Linked DNA regions of Homo sapiens: regions 1 and 2 are each linked to region 3. Evidence: chromatin loops called from intact Hi-C (ENCODE). Cell type or tissue: Calu3. All regions are shown on one strand. Region 1 overlaps USP26 (ubiquitin specific peptidase 26). Region 2 overlaps USP26 (ubiquitin specific peptidase 26). Region 3 holds the start of LOC124900495 (small nucleolar RNA SNORA8).

Region 1 (4,000 bases), 65 kb after region 3:
GAACCCTATTGTAAACTGCACATGCAAGGGATCTAGGTTGCACACTCCTTATGAGAATCTAATGTCTTATGATCCTGAGGTGGATCCAATTTTATCCCGAAACCATCCCTCCACCCCCGGTCTGTGGAAAATTTGTCTTCCACAAAACTGATCCCTGGTACCAACAAGGTTGGGGACTGCTGCTTTAACTCATCTGGGGTCTACTCTGTCAATGGCTACTAATTGAAAGAAAAAATTTTGAGACAGGGTCTCACTCTGTCACCCAGGCTGGAGTGCAGTGGCATGATCATGGTTCACTGCAGTCTTGAACTCCTGGGCTCAAGCAGTCCTCATGCCTCAGCCCCCTGAGTAGCTAGGACTAGAGGCACTACCACCATGCCCAACTGATTTTTTACTTTTTTTGTTGAAATGGGATGTCCCTATGTTGCCCAGGCTTGTCTGGAACTTCTGGCCTCAAGCAATCCTCTCACCTTAGTCTCACAAAGTTCTGGGATTACAAGTGTGAGCCACCATACCTGGCCTTGAAATTTTCACGTTCTATAAATTCTTGGTGTGACTTCCTCTCTCCACACTCATGTTTTCATGCTTGTTTATATGGGTACAGGAGAGAGATTAAATTATAGCAGAAATTTTAGGGCAAGGCTATTTGGGTTTATAGATCTTTTATGGAGAAAAACATATTTTTCTTAATACTTCATGAAAACGTGCTATACACACAAAGATTAATTTGCTCAAATTTCATTTTCTTTAAAAGTAACCTCAAATTATAATTTTATGTGTTCACAAGGAAAGTCTAGAGACTACAAAAAGTGGTATGCTTTTTGTTTAACAAGTGACTCTCCAAAAGAAGAGAAAAAACCTGATATGTGGCATTTGTCAATTTCTAAGGTGTAAATAATTCCACCATCACCAATTTCAAGTGTTGTCACACTGAATGCAGATTTTGGAAGAGATGTGCACTTACCACCTCATATGAGCCAGCTCTTACACAACACTGAATAAATTAAAAAATTACTGGCAATCAAACTGCATAGAATTATGACCACTGCTAACATTTTAATGTTCTTCTAACTAATCTTTCTATGAAAAATATCCATATTTGTTCTAGTGAGGAGTCTTTATATTGAATTTTAGTAAGTACAGTAAGTCCTCACTTAATGTCTTCAATAAGTTCCAGTGAACTGCAACTTTTGAAGCAAAATGACTTATGACAAAACCAAATTTACCATTGGCTGATTGATATAAGCAAGAGTTAGGTCTCCATGGCGTATATTTCTGGTCATGAAAACATCACCAAACTTCTAAATAAAGACTGAAAACACTTTTACTATTAAACACTGAAATAAAGGTGAGCTATCTATACCTTTAAGAAAGGTTAACAAAAACAAGATACAATAATTACCCAGCTCTTGGTGAATCAGTGAGTCGTGGTGGTCATTGTGGTGGTGGGTTTATTTGTTTTTATTATTGTTACCTTTTTTTTTTTTTTTTTTTTGAGGCAGAGTCTCTCTCTGTCACCGACACTGAAGTGCAGTGGTGTGATCTCGGCTCACTGCAAACTCCGCCTCCCAGATTCAAGCAATTCTCCTGCCTCAGCCTCCCGAGTAGCTAGGATTACAGGCTCCTGCCATGATGCCTGGCTAATTTTTTTGTATTTTTAGTAGAGATGGCGTTTCACCATGTTGGTCAGGCTGGTCTTGAACTCCTGACCTCAAATGATCCGCCCGCCTTGGCCTCCCAAAGTGCTGGGATTACAGGCGTGAGCCACTGCGTCCGGCCTTATTATTATTACTTTTTAAGAGTTGGGGTCTTGCTGTGTCACCCGGGCTGGAGTGCTGTGATGTAAACATGGCTCACTGCAGCCTCAAACTCCTGGGCTCAAGTGATCCTCCCACCTCAGCCTCCAGAGTAGCTGGGACTACAGGTGTGTGCCACCATGCCTGGCTAATTCTTTTTAAAAAATTGTGGAGACAAGGTCTCACCACGTTGCCCAGGCTGGTCTTTAACTCTTGGCATCAAACAACCCTCCCACCTCAGCCTTCCAAAGTGCTAGTTTTACAGGCATGAGCCACCATTCCCAGCCGTGATGGTGGATTTAAATTAAGGAAGAAACATTTGCAAAGTGAAAATTCTAAGAAGTATCTCCTACCACCATGCAGTTCAAAAACAATCACAAATATGGCAAGCTCACTGAGCACTTTAGCACAACGTCATTTATTGTTGTGCATTTGTATGATTATCATAGACTTTCTGAATTTTTATTTTACAATATTTTGTATTCATTCATTGAGTCATTTTCTAACCTACTTACTCTGTTTCAAGCGGTCACAGGTGGCTGGATCTTATCCCAGCAGCTCAGGGTGCAAGGCTGGAACCAACCCTGGGCAGGACATTACATCACCAGGTGCACTCACACACACACCCACGCTGACTCACACTGGGACCATTTAGGCATGCCAGTTAACCCCATCTACACATCTTCTGGATGTGGGAGGAAGTGAGTACCTGGAGAAAACTCATGCAGACTCCACCCAGACAGTAGCCCCAGCCGGGAATTGATTTTTTTTTTTCCTCATCAATTTTATAAGGAAACAATGTTGTAGAAAATGACCTTATTTGAGGACCTGCAGTAAATCTATGCTTTCTCATTCAGATATCTGACTCTAGTCCATGTTACTAGACTCAAATATTATGCATACAATTGGGAAAGACATAAAAATTCAGTGAATTTATTTTAAAGATTCTAGTTTTCGTTGAATCTAATGTTCTGAAAAGCACTGTACAGTGTAGCATTTAACAAGTTGTATGGTTAATGCAGATGTATCATCTGTATGACTTCAGTAGCAGCATATATAGGAGTGGTGAAAAGACCTTGTAGGATCCTTGTAGGAACAGTTGCAGTTCTGTTCATTTGGCTTGATGCAGACCAGTTGTAGGACTGCCCATTGATGTAAACACAAGTGAGAGAGGCTTTCTATGTCCTGTTCATATTTCTATTCTTAGTGTGTGGAATTGGTACTAGGAATAAGCTGCCTCCTAGTGAAGGACCTCAGGTTTAAGTGAGGCATCTATTATTCTAAGTGAAGTAACTCAGGAATGGAAAACCAAACATTGTTCTCATGCATAAGTGGGAGCTAAGCTATGAGGATGCAAAAGCATAAGAATGACGCAATGGGCCAGGCGCAGTGGCTCATGCCTATAATCCCAACACTTTGGGAGGCTGAGGTAGGTGGGTCACCTGAGGTCCTGACCTCAAGTTCAAGACCAGCCTGGCCAACATGGCAAAACCCCGTCTCTGCTAAAAATACAAAAATTAGCCAGGCGTGGTGGTAGTCACCTATAATCCCAGCTACTTGGGAGGCTGAGGCACGAGAATCACTTGGACCTGGGGGGCAGAGGTTGCAGTGAGCCAAGATTGTGCCACTGTATTCCAGCCTGGGTGACAGAGTGAGACTCCGTCTCAAAAGAAAAAGACTGATACAATGGACTTAGGAGACTCAGGAGGAAAGGGTGGGAAGGGGGTGAGGGATAAAAGACTACAAATTGAGTGCAGTGTATACTGCTTAGGAGTTGGGTGCACCCAAATCTCACACATCACCACTAAAGAACTTATTCATGTAACCAAACACCACCCGTTCCCCAATAACCTATGGAAATAAAAAAATTAAAAATAAAGGGGACAAAAGACACTTACACATGTTTGTGTGTAGACACAATTTAAGAAGTTATGGGCCAGGCACGGTGGCTCATGCCTGTAATCCTAGCACTTTGGGAGGCTGAGGCAGGAGAATCGCTTGAACCTGGGAGGCAGAGGTTGCCATGAGCCGAGATCGCACCACTGCACCCCAGCCTGGGCGACAGGGTGAGGTTCCATCTCAAAAAAAAAAAAAAAAAAAGAAGTTCTGCCCCAGGCCAGGCCCGGTGGCTTACGCCTGTAATCCCAGCACTTTGGGCAGCCAAGGCAGGAGGATAGCTTCAGCACAGCAGTTTGAGACCAGCC
Region 2 (4,000 bases), 99 kb after region 3:
GACAGCAAATGTGACTTGAATGCTCAGTGCTGTAAAACTATTATGTGAATCCATTTCAGTTTAGGTATGGAAGATGATGGTGCCTCAGTGCTGTTTGCATCATTAAAACTCAGGAGGGAAAATGTAAAGTGAGTGGAAAAGAGGAAGGTAAAATAATTAATTGGAGCTGTAAGACCAATGACACTCCCACCCGGTCAAACCCCATCTATAGTTAAAGAATTAAATGCTGTCTAGAGGACTCTGAATGAGTCACTTCTTGAGAATCTCTGAAAGGCTGTTAACCTTTTGCCCGTATGTAGGAAGCATAACCCCTAGAACATATTCTGACTGTAAGGACTAGAAAATAGAAATCAGGATTAGGCAGACATTCTTAGAGCTTATCCAGGAGAGTTTAGTTACTGAAACAACAAATATCCTCATTACCCAAACTCTCCTCTCTAGCCCAGCACAACTCCTTGTACTTTCTGACTTTTCTGTTGCTTCCCATCTCTGGAATGTGCCCTCCCAGCCTTTCACTTAATGAGTAAAAAGGCTTAGCCCAATGCTAAGGTAGACTGGAAAAAGGAGACTGTACTTAAGTAGGTACTTTTTCTAGTCTTGGTTCAAACACTTAAAACCTCTCTGACCTGAATTTACCTATCTGACAAACTTGGTTGTGAAACTAGGGATCTCTTATATCCCATCATCACCAAGAATTCTTAAATCCCTACATTTACCAACCTAAGAGATCTCCCTGCTTTGTGGCCCGTTGCCGTGCAGGATTTACTTACGTCTAGAAAAGAACATTAACTTGGCTCCTGAGTTTTCACATTAAAAAATTAATCCTATACTCTTTGCTTGTCTCAGGTATGAATCTGTTTTATACCAGCAGGGAATATTAGCCCTCTATACTTTTTTTTTCCTTTTTTTTTTTTTTTTAAAAAAGAGTCTCACTCTGTTGCCCAGACTGGAGTGCAGTGGTACAATCTCAGCTCACTGCAACTTCTGTCTCTCAGGTTCAAGTGATTCTCCTGCCTCAGCCTCCTGAGTAGCTGGGATTACAGGCATGCACCACCGTGCCTGGATAATTTTTGTATTTTCAATAGAGACAGGGTTTCACCGTGTTGCCCAGACTGGTCTCAAACTTCTGACCTCAAGTAATCCACCCGCCTTGGCCTCCCAAAGTGCTGGGATTATAGGTGTGAGCAACCACGCCAGCCCTCTGTACTTTTTCTATTCATATTTTAAGAAGACATGAGCTCATATTATACTCATGGTTAATATCCTGCTTTCTTAACATTATACTTATGTCATGGGCTTCTTAGAATAACCGTATATTCTGAAATGAGTACTGTAGACATGGTATATGAGTGGGGTCACTTTTGATTGAAGGTGTCAGAAAAACAATTCGAAGTGGCTTTTAAGTAAGGGAATTTATGGCATGTTACTGGGAAATTATTTGGTGACACTTAGTTTCACATATAGTATTTTCTTTCTTTTTCCCAGCCCTGCTTTCTCTGGTTCTCTGAGTCTTGGCTCTTTCCTCACACAGGAAGATGCCTTTTCCATGTGGCAATAGGAGACAGCTACCAGTCCTCTCACCCCCCTCCCCATCTACATTATAAGGAGAGACCTTCAAACTGGAAGGGAGATCTCATTTTCCCCACATGGCTTGGATGCCCTGTTGTCCCATGATGGGCAGGCAGCGCTCTGATTGTCTGCTGACTAACAAAATCAACAGCAGTCTACTATATTCTATTCCTACTCTGCTCAGCAATCTTCAGACTCTCCCTGAAATGCACATGGCAGTCCCACTGCTTTTCCTGGGACTTTTTGTTAAACAACTTCCTGGCTGGAATCACAAACACACTCATTCTCTTTCCAACTGAAAATAACCAAAAGACAATCAAGTTGATGTTTTCAGTGATATCTGTGGAGGAACTTCTTTCCAGAATTGTGGAATCAGTTATGTGAATAGACTTTAATAGGAATAAAAATCCAATTTTACTTTTTTTTCCACCTTTTCGGTAGTCACAAACACATTCACTCCCTTTCCCGCATTTTAAAGTGTTTCTTCAAATGGTTTTAAAGCCCTGTAAACATTGAGACCCACTTAAATGCCATTTGTGATCTGAATGTCAAGTCCCCATTTCCACCCAAGTGGTGCTGCCTGAACTCTCTAAGTGTGTAACTGATTGTCTACTGTAATCTCTCTTGAATTCAGACTCCACTATCGTAAGTCAATTTTTCACCTTTTATCTCTGGGGCCACATCTTGGACTCAGTAAATTCCACATTCTCGTGACTTTGGACTACATCCATAAGGATATTAACTGCTATTGCACCATTCTTCATGCTTTTCTACTGCCTTTTACTGATATTGATCACTCTTTTCTACAGTTTGATCTCTATTGTTTGTCAGTGCATCATTATCTGTCAAAATCCCATCTACGTCATACTATAAGCAAACCTTGAATGTAAAATAGAGACTTAAACAGAACATCAGTTAGGAAGCCATTCACTGCAAGGAACTCTAGCGACTTAAGTAGGAGTTTAATTATTTTAATTGTTTCACATAACAACTGTATCTTGGGCGGTCAAAATTTCTATTTAAGGCTTCTTCCCTATATGAATATGGAATTAATGATTAAAACTAAGTACAGAATCATTTAGGCATGTTTGACTTTGAAGTAACAAAAATTTTTACTGCATGTAACCCCAACTACAGGCTCTTAATCAAATAAGAGTTTGTTTAACTGTCATATCACAGAAAATGTGATGGTAGTAAATTCAGTCCTTGTGTAGTAGCTAGCTCCACATCATTAAGGATCAATGCTCTTGTGATCTTTCATTTTACCTTGCCATCCTGCACTTGCTAGCTTTCCAATTCAACTAATCTAAAATGACTTTTCTTCTCAACTTTTAGTCTTAAACCTCATGGTATTCCATATCCGGTGGTCCTGGGCTTTCAACTGCAAGTAACAAAACACAGCTACAATAGCTTAAATAAGTAGGGTGGTTATTGCAGTGGCTCAATGGCATCTTCAAGGAACAATGTTCTTAAATCTTTTTACTTTTCAATTCTGGTTGTATTTCATCTTCATATTTCTTGTCTCATGAGCCTAGGAAGGCTTCCTTACTCCAGTCATCTTCTTTATACTTGTCTCATGGTGCTTTATTTCCTTATTCCAGCTGTCATATATGTATTCAGCCAGTGAAAAGGGAAAAAGTGAATGTCAAATGGCAAAATGGGTCCTTCTAAACGTGTCTGTCTTTATCAGGCCAACAAACTCAGTAGACTTCTGCTGTTGGTTGACAGCTGTGTCATATGTCCTCCATATCCTAGAAAGGGGATTGGAAAGGGAAATGCTGTGCATGGGGGTTTGGGTCAGCAAACCTCTAGTACCTGCCAAACGGAATTAGATATCACAATAGATTTTCCAGAACTGTCAAGGTATTAAGCTATGCCTAGAGTCACCTTATTTTATAGATCTTAGATCTGTACTGTCAAATATGATAGCTACTAGCTACTTGCAACTATTTAAATTAAAAATTAAATAAAATTCAGGTTCCTACTCTCATTAGTCATATTCAAGCATTCAGTAACCACATATGGCTTGTGGCTACCATATTAACAGTGTGGATATAGTACTTTTCTGTCACTGTGAAGTGTTCTGTTGCACAGTGCTGTAGTAGATAAAATAGGGTCAGTGAAGGAACATAGTTAATTTACAGTTCTCAGAGCTTGCTAGCAGCAGAGCAGACACTAAGCACGTGGTCTTCTGATGTTTGATCAACATTCTTTTAAGTAGATAACATGGCTTCTTAAACATTTCTGTCCTCCTGCTTAATATTATTGCTTCTTTTTTTAAAAAAAAATTATACCTTTATAGTTTATTCTATCCTCTAGTGAATATGATTAGCTAAAAGTATATGAGCAATTTGTGGTGTTTTCACTCATTAAACTGCTTAACATTACAATATAATGAGGACCTGAGTGGTCACAAATAGGTCATTTGAGA
Region 3 (4,000 bases):
TACAACTCAATGTGTGGTCCATAGACAAACAGCATTGGTATCACCTGGAAGCCTTTTTTTGTTTTGTTTTGTTTTTAAATCAATACATTTTTATTCAAGGAATTTTATGTTGTAATCCCTTCTACTGTCCATCAAGGTCACTTTGGATCCTCTAAAGAGCTGGAGTCAAAATTTGTCTTCAAGAGATTTATTAATATCTTCAAGTTAGCCCTTTTTAATAGAACTGATGCTTAATCCAGTTGTCCTGTCAGCCCGTAATTCTTTTATTTTGGTTTCTTTCATCTCTTTTTAATATGAATATACTGATGAAGGCATCAGAATTCACCAAGAATCTTTGGGATCTAATTTCTTCAACCAATTTACTTTAGGGTCATTTTCACAGTAGGAGGATCTGCTTCATTCTCAATTTGACACCTTAGAAAAAGAAAAGCATTGCTTACTCTTAGAATATATCAAACTGAAGAGTATGAGAAACCTATACAAATGCTGTATCAATAGAAATACCAGGTTTAACAAGCACAAAGCCAAGAAAACCAATGAAACCAGATACTGGATTTCTATGGCACTGACCTTTGAACACCCTAGCAGGAGTAAACTGCTGAGTGCAGATACCACGCAGTGCATCCTGGAAGCTTTTAAGGAACAAAGACCCTAAGGCCTCACCCTAGACCTCCTGAATCAGAACTTGCATTTAATTTATATATATTTATATATATATATATATATTTTTTTTTTTTTTTTTTTTTTGGAGGCAGGGTCTCACTCTTTCACCCAGACTGGAGTGTAGAGGTGCAATCATGGCTCACTGCAGCCTCGACCTCCTGGGCTCAAGGGATCCTCCTGCCTCAGCCTCCTGAGTAGCAGGAACTACAGGTGCATGCATTACCATGCCCAGCTAAATTTTAAGTTTTTGTAGAGACAGGGTTCCACCATGCTGCCTAAGTTGGGTCTCAAACTCCTGGGCTCAAGCAATTCTCCCAGTGTGGCCTCTCAAAGTGCTGGGACTGCAGGCGTGAGCCACTATGCCCGGCCAGAACCTGTATTTTAAAAAAATTCCCAAATATTTCTATGCACATTAAAGTTTGAGAAGCAGTACGTGACATGATCTTTGCAGTCTTCTAATCCTGAGAAACTAGGGTGCCATGACCTTTTGTTTCTGTATTTTGTTACTGAATGATTATTAAATACAAACTGTGTTACTGGAGAAATATTTCCTATGGCTATGGCTCAACTTTCAAATATAGTTATCCAGTAAGGTTGTTCAGGGAAGGAGGAGAACCCTGCTCACTGTAAGGAGTGCTAAGCTTGCTCTGACTGGCCATTTAAAGACCCAGAATTCTTCAGCCAGGTGTGGTGGCTCACGCCTGTAATCCCAGCAATTTGGGAGACTGAGGTGGGAGGATGCTTGAGCCCAGGAGTTTGAGACCAGCCTGGGCAACATGGCAAGACCCCCATCTCTAAAATGAAATAAACAAATACATTTTAAAGACCCAGAATTCTACTCTAAGAACGGGGCCAACCACAACCACCTACAACAGTGGTTCTCAGACTTAAGCCTGCATCTGAATCGCCTGGAGGGCTTACTAAAATAGATTGCTGGGCCCCAACCACAGTTTCCAACTCAATAGATCTTGGATGGGGCCCCACAATTTGTATTTCTAACAACTTTCTAAGTAATGCTGGTGTGCTAGTCTGGGAATGACACTTTTGGAACCATTTGCCCAGGTTAAAAGGCTTCAGTCCATAGGAGAATTTCTTTAGATTAGCAACCTCCTTTAGGCCGGAAGTGGCCTGGTTGCAATTTAACTTGCTTGCTTGGAAATGTGCTGAGGTTTACAGCATGGTATGCAGTCTGGCTACATATTCACTTGGAGCCAGGTCAACCAGCCTGCCAGTGGCTGTGACCCATGGATGTAAAGTGCTTGATGTGTCAGCTTGGGATTTGCTGAATCTTGCTCAATGAACAGGATCTGTGTTGGCTTTATGGTTTTCCCAGATCAATTGTGGTATCAAGATGATGAGGCCACCCCTGCACAGGCTTTTATAGCTTTTATGTATAGAGTGTTTCCAAAGGGAGTTATTAAATTGAATTCACTTATAATCACAGGTGAACTTACCCTTTATTTCATATCACCCTGCTGAAAGCCAATCACAAGTGTCCCTGATCTTTTTTACTATGTGGTTTCAGAGTCCCTAGCCTTCCCTTTCTATAGTAGTCTGAATTCTAAGATAAAATTTGTCTTTTGATGGAAAGCTGCCTTTCTGCAACTCTCCTTTAAGAAAGAAGCCAATCTTTGGGAGCATTTCTCTGCCATGTGATTTTAAAGTTTTACAATTTCCTTGAGCATGTCTCCTTCCCCAATGTCTTCCTGAGGCGAGCCTTTCATCTGAGCTCTTTTCTGCCTTTCTGTACTAGAAGCCTGTGGTGAGGCCACTCTGCTTCTGTTGATTCTAAGCAAGCCCTTCAAGGTGAAACTAGGCAAATAACATGGCCAGTTGCTCTTTGAAAGGGCCAAGTTTATAAATGATTGCTGCATGCTGGCTTTAAACAAATTTGACCATGGAATAATTCTAAAAGCAGAGATTTTTTACGTTTGGAGCAGGGCAAGTACCTTGTTCTCATTAAAGGGTAGACAAGTTAACTTTTGCTGTGTAAGAAACTACCCCAAAATAAGTGACTTAAAACAATGTAGTTCAGAATTTCCTGGGTTGGCAATTTGGGCAGGGATCATTTAGTGGTTTACTTGGTCTTGGCTGGGTTTTCTCTGACAACTGTGGCCAGCTGTTGGATCAGCTGTGGGCTAGCTGGTCTAAGATGACTTGCCTCAGCTGAAATGGCACATCTCCATTCTGGGGTCTCTCATCCTCCAGTGGGCCAAACCTGGCTTCTTCACATGATAACTGTGCAGGGTTTCAAGGGAAAAAAAAGTGTGTAGGGCATGTTGAGGCCTATGTTCCAAATTGGCACACTGTCACTTCTGCCATGTTCTATTGGCCAGAGCAAGGTACAAATCCAGCCCAGATTCAAGGGGAGTAAAAATAATTTCCACTTCTTGGTGGGAGAAGCTGAAAAGTCACATTGCAAAGGGACTGGATAGAGTAAGAAAAGACAGATTGTTGCCATTTTGCAATAGACTGCAAAGAGCTAACTCAGGGCCCTTGAACATGCCAGTCTCTCTTCCTAGAACTTGTTTTTCTCCACTTTTCCTATGGCTGGTACTTCTCATCTTTCAGATCTCAGCTTACATATCATGTTTTCTGAGAGGACTTCCTACCAGCATGTCCTGCTATTCTCGATCTAAATCCCTGTTTTTCTTCTTTCATATGCTTCTCTCATTTTGTAATTGTTTCATTTATGAGATTATTGGTTTCTCTTGATTACATTCCTAGAACAAAAATTCCATAAAGTCATGGAATAGTTTTGTTTTGTTTTGTTTTGTTTTGAAGAGACAGTGTCAGAACTTCTGGACTCAGGTAGTCTTCCTGTCTCAGCCTCCCAAAGTGCTGGGATTACATGCATGAGCCTCTGTGCCCAACCAGTTTGTCATTTTTATTTAATTATTATATCAATAGTACTTAGCATAATGCCTGACACATAGTAGGCCCTCAATAAATATATATCCAAAGAGTGAATTGAATGAAAGATGGAGGTAACATAATCTATTTGATTAAGGAAAAGATTGAACATTTCAGAAGAGGATAGAAGAGTTGGCCTGGCAGTGTGATATAGAAAATAATCCAAGGAGATCAATAAAAAGGTTTGGGGAGCTCTCACTACCTGCACGATATCTTTAAAAGGCCACTGGTAAAATATTCCCTCTCCCAGATGGCCTGAATACATGGGATTAAAGCACATTGAGGCTTAGCAAGGACCTTGAAGCCCAAGATAACTTATTTCCAACCAAGAATTAAGGTACATAGTTTTCCAAGGGATCATTTCTTCTGGTTCATGATTATGTTAAAATAAGAGTACCAGATATGTAATAGAAATAGCAAGTTT

The links. Hi-C counts contacts between places; a loop is a spot of excess contacts. Peaks named below come from ENCODE experiments on the same cell type or tissue, not always from the same donor. Only the 100,000 strongest peaks of a DNase experiment are listed, where the experiment ranks them.
Region 1: a loop joins it to region 3, with 2.5 times the contacts of the local background. A loop is called at or near these places in 1 of 110 quality-filtered maps.
Region 2: a loop joins it to region 3, with 4 times the contacts of the local background. A loop is called at or near these places in 1 of 110 quality-filtered maps.

Annotation. Positions count from the first base shown.
Region 1 is chrX:133,084,409-133,088,408 of GRCh38, reverse strand. All of the region lies in intron 4 of USP26 (ubiquitin specific peptidase 26), which reads left to right. Among named protein-coding and RNA genes, the nearest start is that of USP26, 11 kb to the left of the region's middle. In Calu3, no CTCF peak of the experiment used is centred here; a DNase peak (open chromatin) is centred at 2,408.
Region 2 is chrX:133,050,456-133,054,455 of GRCh38, reverse strand. The region is part of intron 5 of USP26 (ubiquitin specific peptidase 26); the gene reads left to right. Among named protein-coding and RNA genes, the nearest start is that of USP26, 45 kb to the left of the region's middle. In Calu3, no CTCF peak of the experiment used is centred here; no DNase peak of the experiment used is centred here.
Region 3 is chrX:133,149,377-133,153,376 of GRCh38, reverse strand. It overlaps LOC124900495 (small nucleolar RNA SNORA8), which reads right to left and starts at 623; the gene lies at 485-623. In Calu3, no CTCF peak of the experiment used is centred here; a DNase peak (open chromatin) is centred at 1,856.